Regions from separate parts of the Mus musculus genome. Here region 2 is linked to region 1. The links are chromatin contacts, found by Hi-C or POLR2A ChIA-PET in ENCODE. All regions are on one chromosome and are shown on one strand. Each heading gives the region's core, a stretch centred on a gene start or an enhancer-like site at or near the end of the contact. The rest is flanking DNA. Distances are from core to core; before and after follow the strand shown.

What was found. Hi-C counts contacts between places; a loop is a spot of excess contacts on that map. ChIA-PET counts read pairs that join two places held with the same protein, here RNA polymerase II (POLR2A).
Region 2: a loop to region 1 is called in a map of left cerebral cortex, with 5 times the contacts of the local background. The contact joins the promoter of Edem2 here to the promoter of Trpc4ap in region 1. A Hi-C loop is called at or near these places in 4 of 37 maps with a recorded cell type or tissue (heart and left cerebral cortex). POLR2A ChIA-PET finds 5 or more read pairs at or near these places in 4 of 5 experiments (Patski and embryonic stem cell).

Annotation. Positions count from the first base shown.
Region 1 is chr2:155,689,518-155,695,751 of GRCm38, reverse strand. It overlaps Trpc4ap (transient receptor potential cation channel, subfamily C, member 4 associated protein), which reads left to right and starts at 3,368. Exons shown (of 19, transcript NM_001163452.1): 1 at 3,368-3,613. The coding sequence starts at 3,446.
Region 2 is chr2:155,725,807-155,732,040 of GRCm38, reverse strand. It overlaps Edem2 (ER degradation enhancer, mannosidase alpha-like 2), which reads left to right and starts at 2,566. Exons shown (of 11, transcript NM_145537.2): 1 at 2,566-2,810; 2 at 3,040-3,150; 3 at 5,367-5,406. The coding sequence starts at 2,704.

The sequences.
Region 1 (6,234 bases), core at 2,119-4,618:
TGTTCATAGGAAGGAATGTCATGGCACTTGTGTGGAGGTCAGAGGTTAGCATTCAGGAAAGAGCTCTCTGCTTCCACCATTTGGTTCCCAGGAATGAAACTCAGGTCTTCAGACTCGACAGCAAGTGCCTTTGCCCCCTGGGTCATCTCACCAGCTATCCCCAACTCTTCTATCCATTGTGTGGTTTGGCTTGTAGCAATCTTGTAGGAGTGGCTGTATTTATCTGTTCATCGATCCACTGATCAGATCAAAACAAATGTTATCGCTGACTTTATTCCAGGTACTGATCTGGGTACTGGGGATGGGTGTGGCAAAGTACTAAACAGATCACAACAACTGGAGAGATGCACAGAGTAATGGGTTATATGTCAAGTAGAGAACACAGGTATGGGGAGCATAAGAGACAAAGCTTTCTATCTGTGCTCAGGGAAGTAGTCTTTGATCAGAAAGAAGGGGGTGGGAAACCTAGCCTCTCAGACAACTACCTGGGGTGGAGAACTTGAGGCAGACTGGACAGAAAGCTCTTCATACATCCTAAACTAACTTTCCCAGAATGCCGTGCGCTTTCTATGCTTGTTCATGCTGTCTCGCTTAGAATGTTGAGGTCAGTTTTATTAATCTTCCTGTCATGGCTCTGGACTTTATGCTTAAGAAGGCATTTCTCCCCCCAAATCGTAAAAGATGGTCTTCATTCACTGCTGCCTTTTAATGCTTTGTACTTCTAACAGCTCTGTGCACATATAACTTATATTTCAAAACCCACTTATTTTGGATTTTTGTGGGTGTGAATCTATGCCGGTGTACTTCTCTGTCCCTAAACCCAGTTTTAAAACTACACTTTGATTTTGTTACATTTATATTTCTAAGATGAATTTTAGATTTAACTGTAAAGTTAAAGACCTATTTCTTTTGTTTTGTTTTGTTTTGGTTTGGTTTTTGCTTTTTGTCCGTTGGAAAAAAAATCTCCTTTATCACAGGATAAACTTCCTGTTTCTGATTCTTCTCCAACAATCACAAACACACAGGGTTTTATTTGGTTCATTCAGATTTCATGATGGGACAATTGCACTGAAAAATGCAGGTTTTTCTGTTTTCTTTGTTTTGTGTTTTGTTTTTTGTTTTTTGTTTTTGTTTTTGAGACAGGATTACAGATTACTCTGTGTAGCCCTGGCTGTCCTGGAACTCACTCTGTAGACCAGGTTGGCCTCGAACTCAGAGATCAGCCTGCCTCTGCCTCCCAAGTGCTGGGATTAAAGGGTGCGCCACCACTGACCGGCTTTTTTTTTTTTTTAATGCAGTTTTATGGCTTTTATTTTATAAAGTTTTTTCCTTTTTTAAAAAATTATTTCTTTTACTTTTGAGAGTATTATGTAATTATGTCATTTTTCTTCCCTTTCCTCCCTCTAAACCCTCCCTCTTCTTGCTCTCTTTCAATAAAAAAATTTAACTTTAAAAATTACATTTAGGGGCTGGTGAGATGGCTCAGTGGGTAAGAGTACCCGACTGCTCTTCCGAAAGTCAGGAGTTCAAATCCCAGCAACCACATGGTGGCTCACAACCATCCGTAACAAGATCTGACTCCCTCTTCTGGAGTGTCTGAAGACAGCTACAGTGTACTTACATATAATCAATAAATAAATCTTTTAAAAAAAATTACATTTAGGGCTGGCGAGATGGCTCAGCAGGTAAGAGCACTGACTGCTCTTCCAGAGGTCCTGAGTTCAAATCCCAGCAAACACATGGTGGCTCACAACCATCCGTAATAAGATCTGACACCCTCTTCTGGTGTGTCTGAAGACAGCTACAGTGTACTTATGTATAATAATAAATAAATCTTTTTTAAAAAATTACATTTAAGCCGAATAGTGGTAGCACGTTCCTTTAATCCCAGAACTTGGGAGGCAGAGGCAGGCAGATTTCTGAGTTCGAGGCCAGCCTGGTCTACAGAGTGAGTTCTAGGACAGCCAGGGCTACACAGAGAAACCCTGTCTTGAAAAACAAAAACAAAAAAACCCCAAAACAACAAAAAAAATTACATTTAAAGTGTGTGTGTGTGAGAGAGAGAGAGAGGGAGAGGGAGAGGGAGAGGGAGAGGGAGAGGGAGAGGGAGAGGGAGAGGGAGAGGGAGAGGGAGAGGGAGAGGGAGAGGGAGAGAGAGATTGATTAGAGGGCAGTTTGGAGGAATTATTTTCTCCTTTCACCAACATGGGTTCATTGGACCCAACAACTTAGGTCGTCAGTTTTGGCAGCCAGTGCTTCTACCCACTGACTCATCTCTCCTTATCCTATTTTCTTTGTCTTAAACCAGGTCACCAGGCAGTGATCTGCTGGAGCGAGTGGGAGCCACACCTTGCAAGTAGCATGCAGATGTCAGTCACAGTCTAGTTTGCCTTGGCAGCGATCTCAAATGCCTGCTGTTGTTCCACTGCAAGTTACTTATTACATCATTTCACTTTTTAAGGACTTTTGGTTTGGGCAACAAATTATAGCCACCTTAGTTACAAGTAGCAAACTTCATGGCATCCTAATTTGGCACACTCAACTTATTTTTGTTACAAGATAGCCTCCTAGAAGAGAAAGTGGGGAGAGTCAGCACCACCCTGCTTCCGAGGTTTGTCGGAGCCAGTGAATTCAGTTCTACTTGCGGGGAAAATGAGGGCAATATTCTATTTGATAGGGGATACAGTTTGCCAAATAAATAACTACATTTGTTTGTGTGGATTAGCTGTGGTCCCCTGAAACCCTCGTCCCCTAACAGGGCCCTCTGCTGTTCTGCTTATCACCTCGCCCTCCACCTCACCTATATATTCAGTATGAGGAGTACAGCTGGTGCCTTTAGGAACTATTTTTTGACATCTATCTGTAAATGAAATATTTTTCGCCATTTTCTTCGAATAAGCAATAGCATTGATGGTCCTTTACGTCTCATTTACATAAAGCACATATTTGTTAATTGTAATAAAAATATTAGTTGACTAGTCTGGCTCCCAGGACCTAAATATTGAATGGACTGAGGGCTAGGGGTAATGTGTAGTGACTTGGCTAAAGTCAATTGTAAAAGGAAGGGGACACGTGTCAAGTGTCAACTCTGGCCTAGGGCCTAGAATTTTTCCCTGGACACTGGGCTTGCATCATTTCCAGCTAGCGAAAATTTTGAGAGCTTGTGCACATAGTGACTGGTTTTCCACTTGGAGCAACCTCGAAGAAATGCTGGAGGTATCCCACTCAGCAAACTGGAGGGCCAGGAAGAGCCACATCTCAGCTACCTGCTCCCCCTCGGTAAAGACTACAGTTCCCATAAGGCGTCGGGGCACGCACAGTCCCTGCCACGCGGCTTGCACCTCCGCGTCAGTCCACTAGGGGCGATGTAGAGAGTCCTCCGCCGCCCCGTAGAAATCGACACGGCTCCGGGACCGCTTGCTTCCTGTTTGTCGGACGAGGAGACATGGCGGCAGCGCCCGCAGCGGCTGGAGCTGGGGCCAGCCGGGGGAGGCGGTTGGCAGCTACCGCGGCGGCGTGGGGCGGCTGGGGAGGTCGACCGCGGCCGGGTAACATCCTGCTGCAGCTGCGGCAGGGCCAGCTCACCGGCCGAGGCCTGGTCCGGGCGGTGCAGGTACGAGGCCGGCCCGGAGGGGCGGGGCGGGGCGGGCCAGGCTGGAGCTGGCCAGGGGCCGGGGAAGAGGCCTTTCCAGGCCGCTGCGGACCGTCCAGATCCCCCTTGGCTGGCCGCGGCGCTGTCCTGTGTGCGGTCCGGACGCTGTCAGCCGCGTTGGGACGGAGGGCAGTGGCCAGCTTGGAGGCCTGCGGGTCTGGGCCGAGTGGAGTCGAGCTGCCTGGGGTATTGATGGCGCGTCTAAGCCCTGGGCCGAGTTTCTAGATCCTCATTTCCCTGCGCCACGTCTGCGTGTCTGGAGGACCTTGGCGAGTTGGCTTCATCTTCTACTGGTCTCGTGTTTGCCCCTTGTGAGCAGGACGGGGTCCTCTTCACTGCAGCGCCCCCCCGCCCCCAAACGGTTCCCAAGCTTATGATAAATGTCATCTTCCCAGAGGCCTCAACGTTCCTCCTCCTTTTCTAAAGTAGGCCCCCCGGTTGTTATTCTATCAGATCACCCAATTCGTTTTCTGATGCTCTATTTTCTTTGCCTGTAATTGCATATTTCTTTGTTGTCTGCCCTTTCACGCCTGTATCTCACATTAGGCTGAGCTCCAACGGGTGCAGAAGACTCTTTTACTAGCGTAGGGATACATGCTTTGGGGGAAGAACTTTAGTTCAAAGCCCTATTCTCTTTCTCCCTCGGGCAAGTTACCTTTCAGGGCCGTTGTTTACTCATTTAATTCACCCTTTAAGGCTATTGTCAAATTCAGAGGAGATAGATGTGTCAAGTGTTAGTGTATTTCAGGTGCATATAAGGGCTGAAGGGTAATCAGTTATTGTTCTGTTTAGTGTCTAGCTTATTAAGTGTAATGATTGATGTCCTATACATGTGGTGGTGTAGGGTGTGTGTCTGTGTGTTGCGGGGGAGGGGGGTGTATAGGGCACAACCTTAGAATAAATAGATGAGGATAGGTGACTCCTCTCACTTTTTCTTCTTTCTCCCAGGTGATCCCAGAACTTACTTTGAAAACATTAGCTTAATTTCAAGATAGCTTTGTATATAGTTTTGAGGACTACATAAGGAACCAAACAGTGTTGATGGGAGAGGGACGGGCAGGAATTAGGTGAGTGGATGAGAGAATGGGTGTGAGATTTTTCTATACACCGCTACATATTTAAAGTTAATTTTGATCCATTTGAATATTACTGAAAGAACTGAACAGATCAAGGTGAAATGGTCGCAGGTGAAGGGGCGGCTGAATTTCCCTATAGAAACTGTAGATGAGCAGTCTTTTCTTCATTGCATTCCTCTGCATTTGCCTTAAGAAGAGGTGAGAAATACTTGCTCTGTCCTTGAAGCCAGAATACCTCACTGAGCGAGTGTGTCAGGACAGGCAGAGAGAGGAATGGCTAACCTTTAATGATCACATAGTTTTGGATCAGTCAATGTGCATGCAGGCTGTTGACTTTTTTTGAAAGTGAGTTTACTTTTGAGACAGGCTCTCCCTGTGTAGATTTGACTGGCCTTGAAACTCATATAGATGAGGCTGGCCTTGAACTTGTGGACGTCCTCCTACCACTGCCCTCTTAGTGCTGGGACTACAGGTGCCTTCTACCAAACCCAGAAATCTTCAATAGCTTGAGCCATATGTTGAATTCATCTCTCTCTCTCTCTTTCTCTCTTGCTCTCTTTTGGTTTTTTGAGGCAGGATTTTTCTCTGTAGACCAGGCTGGTCTCGAACTCATAAATCCACGTGCCTCTGCTTCCCAAGTGCTGGGATCAAAGGTGTGCGCTACCACTGCGCGGCCTTGAGTTCCAACTTTTAACACAGATAAGGAAACGGAGGTTTAGAAAGGTTGGGCGGTATGATTCCTAACATCCCTCCAGGTGATCACGAAGAACAGTGAACCCGAGACGTTCTTTAACACGCTGAAGGAGGCAATTTAGGAGAAGAATTTGCTTTCAAAGCTGAAATGTAGGAATGCTAGGGAACTAGATTAAAAGGTTACTAAAATATTCTTGGAGCCTGTTTTGGCTGCTCATTGTGGTTACCATTATTATTACTCTGTCAATCCCCAAAGTTTGTTTTGATTGCTTACCTTCTTAGCCTATTATTATAAATAATAATGATAATAATAATAAATAATAATTGCATATTTCTTTGGTAGTTTTATAAAGGTGTGGGAGCTATTTCAGATGTTGGATTAGAGCGCCCGTCTCCCAAATAGTAGTGATAATGATGCAGGGACCTTCACATCTTATAGTTAGTTCCCTTTCTTAGTAGAGTTCTTCAGGGTTTTTCCTTGCTCTGCACTCCCTCTCCCGATATGCAGAATAAATTACTTGCTCACCCATATCTCCATAGTACAGTACGCATACTGGTTATGGCATATGGCAGAGTAGGAAAGTGCCAAGTTTTAAAAAAACTTTAGAGGGGGCGGTGGAGGGGAGAAAATCAGATTTATTAAGTGCACTGCAAGGGGCAGCAGGCTGGGCTGTAACAAGAGCTCCACCTACCTAAAATACCCTTTAAATAAAAAATATGCATAACAGTAATCATTGCTTCTGCTTGAAATGACAGATCAGTAGTGTTTACTAGTCTCACATGGATGCACACCAGAGCTCTAGAACTTTCCCA
Region 2 (6,234 bases), core at 1,317-3,816, 37 kb before region 1:
ACAGACTGGAATGACACAGTTCTAAGCTGAGGGATTCAAACTGTCAGGAGAGTCTGGACAGGGAAGAAGCAGTGTGCTGGATTGTTTTAGGCGACTTGACACAAGCTGTAGTCATCAGACAGGAGGGATCCTCAGCTGAAAAAAATGCTCTGTAGGCAAGGCTGTAGGACATTTTCTTAATTAGTGATTGATGGGGAAAGTCCCAGCTCATTGTAGATGGTGTCGTCCCTGGGCTGGTGGTCCTGGCTCCTACCAGAAAGCAGGTTGAGCAAGCCATGAGAAGCAAGCCGGTAAGCAGCACTCCTCCGTGGCCTCTGCATCAGCTGCTGCCTCTAGGCTCCTGTCTTGACTTCCCTCAGTGAACTGTGATTAGGAGATATAAGCCAAATAAGACTTTTCCTGCCCAAGTTGCTTTTAATCGTGGTATCTGGTCACAGCCGTAGAAACCCTGATTAAGACAAGCAGGCTCTCCTCTTAAGCATTAGGAAGGAGGGGAGGGAAACTTTTTCAAAATGTTGGTTTAGGATCAGTGAAACTAGCTTCTGAATTCCAGAAATGGGAGAATAAATTTCTCTTGCTTTAAGCTTCCATGTTGGTGATAATTTGTTCTAGTAGCTTGGGAAACCTATACAGTCTCCCTGTGTTATTATCCAGGTCTTAGTTTCTTTTGGTTTCCCTTCTATCTGGCCCCTCTAAGAAGTATTTAAAAAATATTCTCCTAGTGACTCAGTATTTGCTATGCCATTATTATAGGCATTTTATATGGTTCACTGAATCCTCTAACCCTATTAAGCAGGTATTAATATTCTTCATAATTTATAAATGAGAAAAAAAGGTGAGGCCACACTCCTAATAATACTGCCCCAATTTAACACTGACACATTGACCCTTGACCCATCTATACTAAAACCTTTTTATTGAATTTAGGACCCACTTTGGGTTAGATATGGAGTTTAATTTGTTTATCAACTGATGGCACTTTGGGACACTTAATGAGGGATATTTTCAAGAATGCTGGATTGGGATTGGAGAGATGGATCAATGGTTAAGAGTACTAACTACTCTTCTAGAGCACCTGGGTTGAGTCTTAGCACCACATGGAAGCTCACAATACCTATAATTCTAGACCCAGAGGACTCTACACCCTTTTCTGGCCTCAGAGGTGACCTGGCATGCACAAAATTATGTACAAAATCCTCATGTACATAAATAAATAATATTATTGTGTGCTCCAAACTTGCTTATAACTCTTCACCTATGCTTATGTAAGCAGCCCTAATTAAACCTAATCTACCCCAATCACAACCACAAAAAATGACAGTAGGAGGGGTTTGGGAGGAAAAAGGAGGAGAGAAGAATGGTGAAGGTAATGGGGGAGGGGCGGTGACCAGAACATATTCATACATATATGAAATTGTCAAAGAACAAGAATTAACAAACAAACAAACAAACAAACAAACAACTGGGCCAAAGAAGGCAGAGTCTGCCTGCACTTTGCTCAATAAATGGAGCAGCCATTTCCCTCTGAATTTTTCAGCAAAGAAGAGTTGGGCAATGCTAGAATTAAAGAAAAGTTCAAATTAAAAGGATCTCAAATATCAGTTTAGACAAACCCTTTCATAAATGTGGGTGCTGTGCCTGGAGGATGAGAGGGACTCCTTTAAGGTTATATAGGTTATGTGTGAATGGTAGAGTCGTAATGAACCCCAATCGAACTTCAAATCTAGGGTTGTCTACAGCTCATTCCACTGACCAAAGAGAAGGGGGTTGCTGTAGATAGCGCACTAACAGAGTCTAGGACCTAGCAAGAGAGTGGGGAAACTGGCCCAGATGTTCTTTTTATTTTGTTTTATTTTGTTTTTTCGAGACAGGGTTTCTCTGTGTAGTCCTGGCTGTCCTGGAACTGACTTTGTAGACCAGGCTGACCTCGAACTCAGAAATGTGCCTGCCTCTGCCTCCCAAGTGCTGGGATTAAAGGCGTGCACCACCACCGCCCGGCCGGCCCAGATGTTCTTAAAGGAAGAATGCTGGGTCTTCATTCTCACCAGGGATGGCAGCCACTGAGATGGTCCAGGTAAAGTCCTGGGTTGATTTAGAGACTGAAGGGACCGTGATTTCATGGCACCCTAAAGTGAAAGACCGTCATAAATGTATGAATTCCTAGAACAAAAGGGATTTCTGGAAACCTTAAGGCTTTGGGAAAATAATTCTAGAGTTTACTTACACAATGGTTTGTCAAACCCTGTGTCTATTATAGTCAAAGCCGAACATTTTTCATCCATATTTACATAGGCATCTGCTCAAATCTTGAGTACCTGCTAGCCCCTCCTTTAAAAGGTATTTGGAAAAAAAACAAAAATTAACTAGATGGCGCCTGTAAAGTGCTCCTAACACTTTAATTCACCGAAGGTGCTCAACAAACAGAAACTGGGATTGTGAAAACATTATTAACAGCAGCCACAGCAACCACTGTCTTTAAGACACGTTGAACTCCTCTCTGTAGACCAGAAATCCCGAGATGCTCTTTTGCCAGGGCTCCACCGCCCATTGCATCCTGGGCTTTGTAGTCAGGAAGTGAGAGGCTTCTTGCCCAACGCGCAGGCGTCGTGGTGCGTATCCCCGGAAGAACCAGCCGCGGCTCGGAGGATGAGCTGGTGGCGGTGGCTGCAGCTGCTGCGGCGGCACTGACAGGACACGAGCTCTATGCCTTTCCGGCTACTCATCCCGCTCGGCCTCGTGTGCGTGCTGCTACCCCTGCACCATGGTGCGCCAGGCCCCGACGGCACCGCGCCCGACCCCGCCCACTACAGGTGAAGGGGGCCAGGCTCCCGCTCTCTACGGCTGGGGAGTGGCAAGCGCCCACCGGGTCCCTTCCCTTCCCTCCACCCCAGGACCCCCACCCTGACGTGCTCTGGTCCCGCTGCTGGGCCCTCGGCAGAAATCATTTTGTGGTTCCCATTCTCCGTCCTGTGTCTGGTCCTTTCTCCCGCCTGGTTTTGTGTTCTGGCCCCCTACCTTATTTCTCATCCCTCGAACCAGGGAGCGAGTCAAGGCCATGTTCTACCACGCCTACGACAGTTACCTGGAAAATGCCTTTCCCTACGATGAGCTGAGACCTCTCACCTGTGATGGGCACGACACCTGGGGCAGGTAGAGCCAGCTTGAGGGCCAAGGGGGTTGGCCGGGATCATAGGAGGGCTGGTGGCTTCATGGTCTCACTGATTGTGGAAAGTTTCCGACCTGGGCTGATTCAACCCCGTCCCCTCAGTCCAAACCAGCGCTGTCAGAACTACACAGCTTTTCACAGTACAAAAAAGTCTTGGCTTAACTTGGCAGGCTAGCCCTCTGGACTCACCTCAGCCGAACAGGCAACCACGTATGAGGACTTGGGGACATTTCTGGAGTCACAAAATATTTTGAAAAAACTCCCGGGAGTCAGGAAACTCAACTCCTTCATTTTATAGGTGGGCGCACAGGCCCAGGAGGAACGTTATTCTCCCCACAGTTAAGACCCTTTGTAGTTGGTGTACTCTTTATGACTGAAAAATATTTCCCGTCTAGCTTCATACCAACTCCTCTCACCGCCATACATACAAGTCACCTGATTCATTTTCGTTTAGTAATTCTGTGTTACCATATCATCTTTTCATTTTCACTGGAATAAAGAACCCAGTCGAGCAAAGAATCATTGCATTAGCCAAAACTGACACTAGGGCTGTAATCCTGAGTTGGTTTTTGTTTTGTTTTGTTTTGCTTCGTTTTTATAGAATGATTTATTGATTTAGTGCGCACTGGCTGTTTGCCTGTATCTATAACCATGTGAGGGTGTCAGGTTCCCTGGAACTTGAACTACAGACAGTGTGAGGTGCCCTGTGGGTATGAGATGATCAACCAGTGCTCTCAACCACTGAGCCATCTCTCCAGTTGCTGAGGTCTTTTATTTCTTGCTTGCTTGCTTGTTTGAGATAGGTCTCACATAGCTCAGGCTGGCCTCAGACTTACCACATCGCCAACAATGACCATGAACTTGGGGTGCTCCTGCCTCTCCTTCCCAGGTGCTGGATTGCAGGTGCTCCCTCTCACCCCTGCCTCATTATCCTCGTACTACAAATATTTATACGTGATAGCATGCTCTCTGATGCCAGGGGCTAGGCAAGTAAGCTAGGAACGTGTGCCAATTTTTATTTCTTAGTTGGAACAGAAAGCAAGTGCAAACACATGGCTCACTGAGCAGGATAGAGTCATGCTTGCTGAGTATCTCATTCCTTAGGTCTACAACCTGTGTATGTCCTGTAGATCATTGTAGAATGTTCTCAGTTTATACAATTACACAGGTGTGCATATACGTGTTATGTGTTTATTGAGACAGGATCTTGCTATATGGCCCAGACTAGTTTTAAACTCTCAGGCCTTCTGAATCCCTATCATCCCCCCACCCCCCGTGCTGGGACTGCAGGCATATCTCACACCTGGCTACTGTGTATCTTTGTAAAAAAAAAATCACCTTATTAAAGGTATAATTGCCATGTAATAAAGTACCCCCTTTAAAATGTATAGTAATCACCATCACAACTAGCAGATAGAAGAATACTTCTTTAACCTAAAAAAAAGTGCGCCTTATGTATTATCCCTCTGTGGTTACTGGCCCTAACAGCAGCACATTTGCTTTCTGTCAGTATGGCTTTTTAAATTTTATTAGTAGTATATGTGTTTGCTTTGCATGAATTTAGGCACACCATATGTGTGCAGGAGCCTGTGGGGGCTCCTGGCTAGAGTCCCTGGAACTGAAGTTGCTAGCAGCTGTGAACCCCCACATTGCTGCTGGGAACTAAACTCAGGTCCTCTCCAAGAGCAGTAAGGGCTCTCAAGCCCTGAGCTGTCTGTCCAGCCCCCTCCCAGCACTGTGAAATGCAGATGAAAACATGCTGTGTGGCTTACTTCATACACCGTGTTTTCCACTGAACAGCATGATCATCTTGTTAGTACACAGAACTCCCGATAACCTTAATAATGTCATACATTTGTACTTGTTTGTATCCGTTTGTCTGTCACTCTTCAACTTGTGAGCAACTGGTAGTTTCTAGTCTTTTGATGTCATACGTAACACATTCCCCAACTCTTACCACGCCGTAATTCCGTGCTGCCTCTCTATAGTAGGGAAGAATGCCAGGAGACATAGGTGACCTGTTAATTACAGTACTGCTGCACCAGGCAGTCAAGGGACTCGGAGTTTCCCTCTGATTCCTCTGTTATAACTGTAAGTGGGATGGATAGGGACATGGCTATGCCTCGCTTAGATCTGGGCAGTTGTGAATCTGGTGTTTGATGTTCTTATGAAGCAGCGGGACTTTTTTGTCTTTTCACAGTTTTTCTCTGACGCTAATTGATGCCCTGGACACCTTGCTGGTAAGTATCCCATCTGTTTGTTTCCCACTCTGTCATTGCCCAACCGACATCCTTCCTCTTTTAATAGCTTGTCTGTGGGTGCAAAGTAAATTCCTCCCCTAGGCCTTTCATCTCATGATTCTGAGCCACCAGACTCTGGTTACCCAACTGCATAGGAGGGAATGCCAAGTTCCAAGAGAAACCAACTCGCACAGGTTCATTTGTTCGTTGAGCAAATATTTGCAGGGGGCCTGTGGTAGACATGCATAGCTCAGTGAGAGACAGAGGGACATTGACACCGTCCTTTTCAAAAGCTTATTATATTCTAGTTAGCCACGTGCAGTGACAAAAAGAGAATAACAAAGCCAACCACTCTGTCACATACATGGCTTGTACGAAGTCCTTTACAGGTTATACTAGTCACTTTCTATCATCGCGGCGACCACACGAGAGAGAGAGAGAGAGAGAGAGAGAGAGAGAGAGAGAGAGAGAGAGAGAGAGAGAGAGAGAACATCTTAAAAGGAGGAAGAATGTATTTTGGCTCACAGTCCCAGAGGCCTCATACACGGTGGCCTACCCCATGTGCTTGGGCAATAATGTGGCAGAGAGATGATGCTTTGTCTCATGGTTGATAGGAGTCAGAGATCAGGAGACAGGAATGGGCCAAGGACAAGGTACCCACCCCAAGTTGTGCCTCCCACCCCCAACTTACTTCCTCCACTTGATAAGGTTTCCATAACCTGTGCTGCCTCCTGGGAACCTAGGCTTCGCGCAGCTTGTCATGATTGCTTCTTACTCAAATTGCAACACATGCATTGTGCTATTTAGTCCCTTCCCATAGTCTCCTGG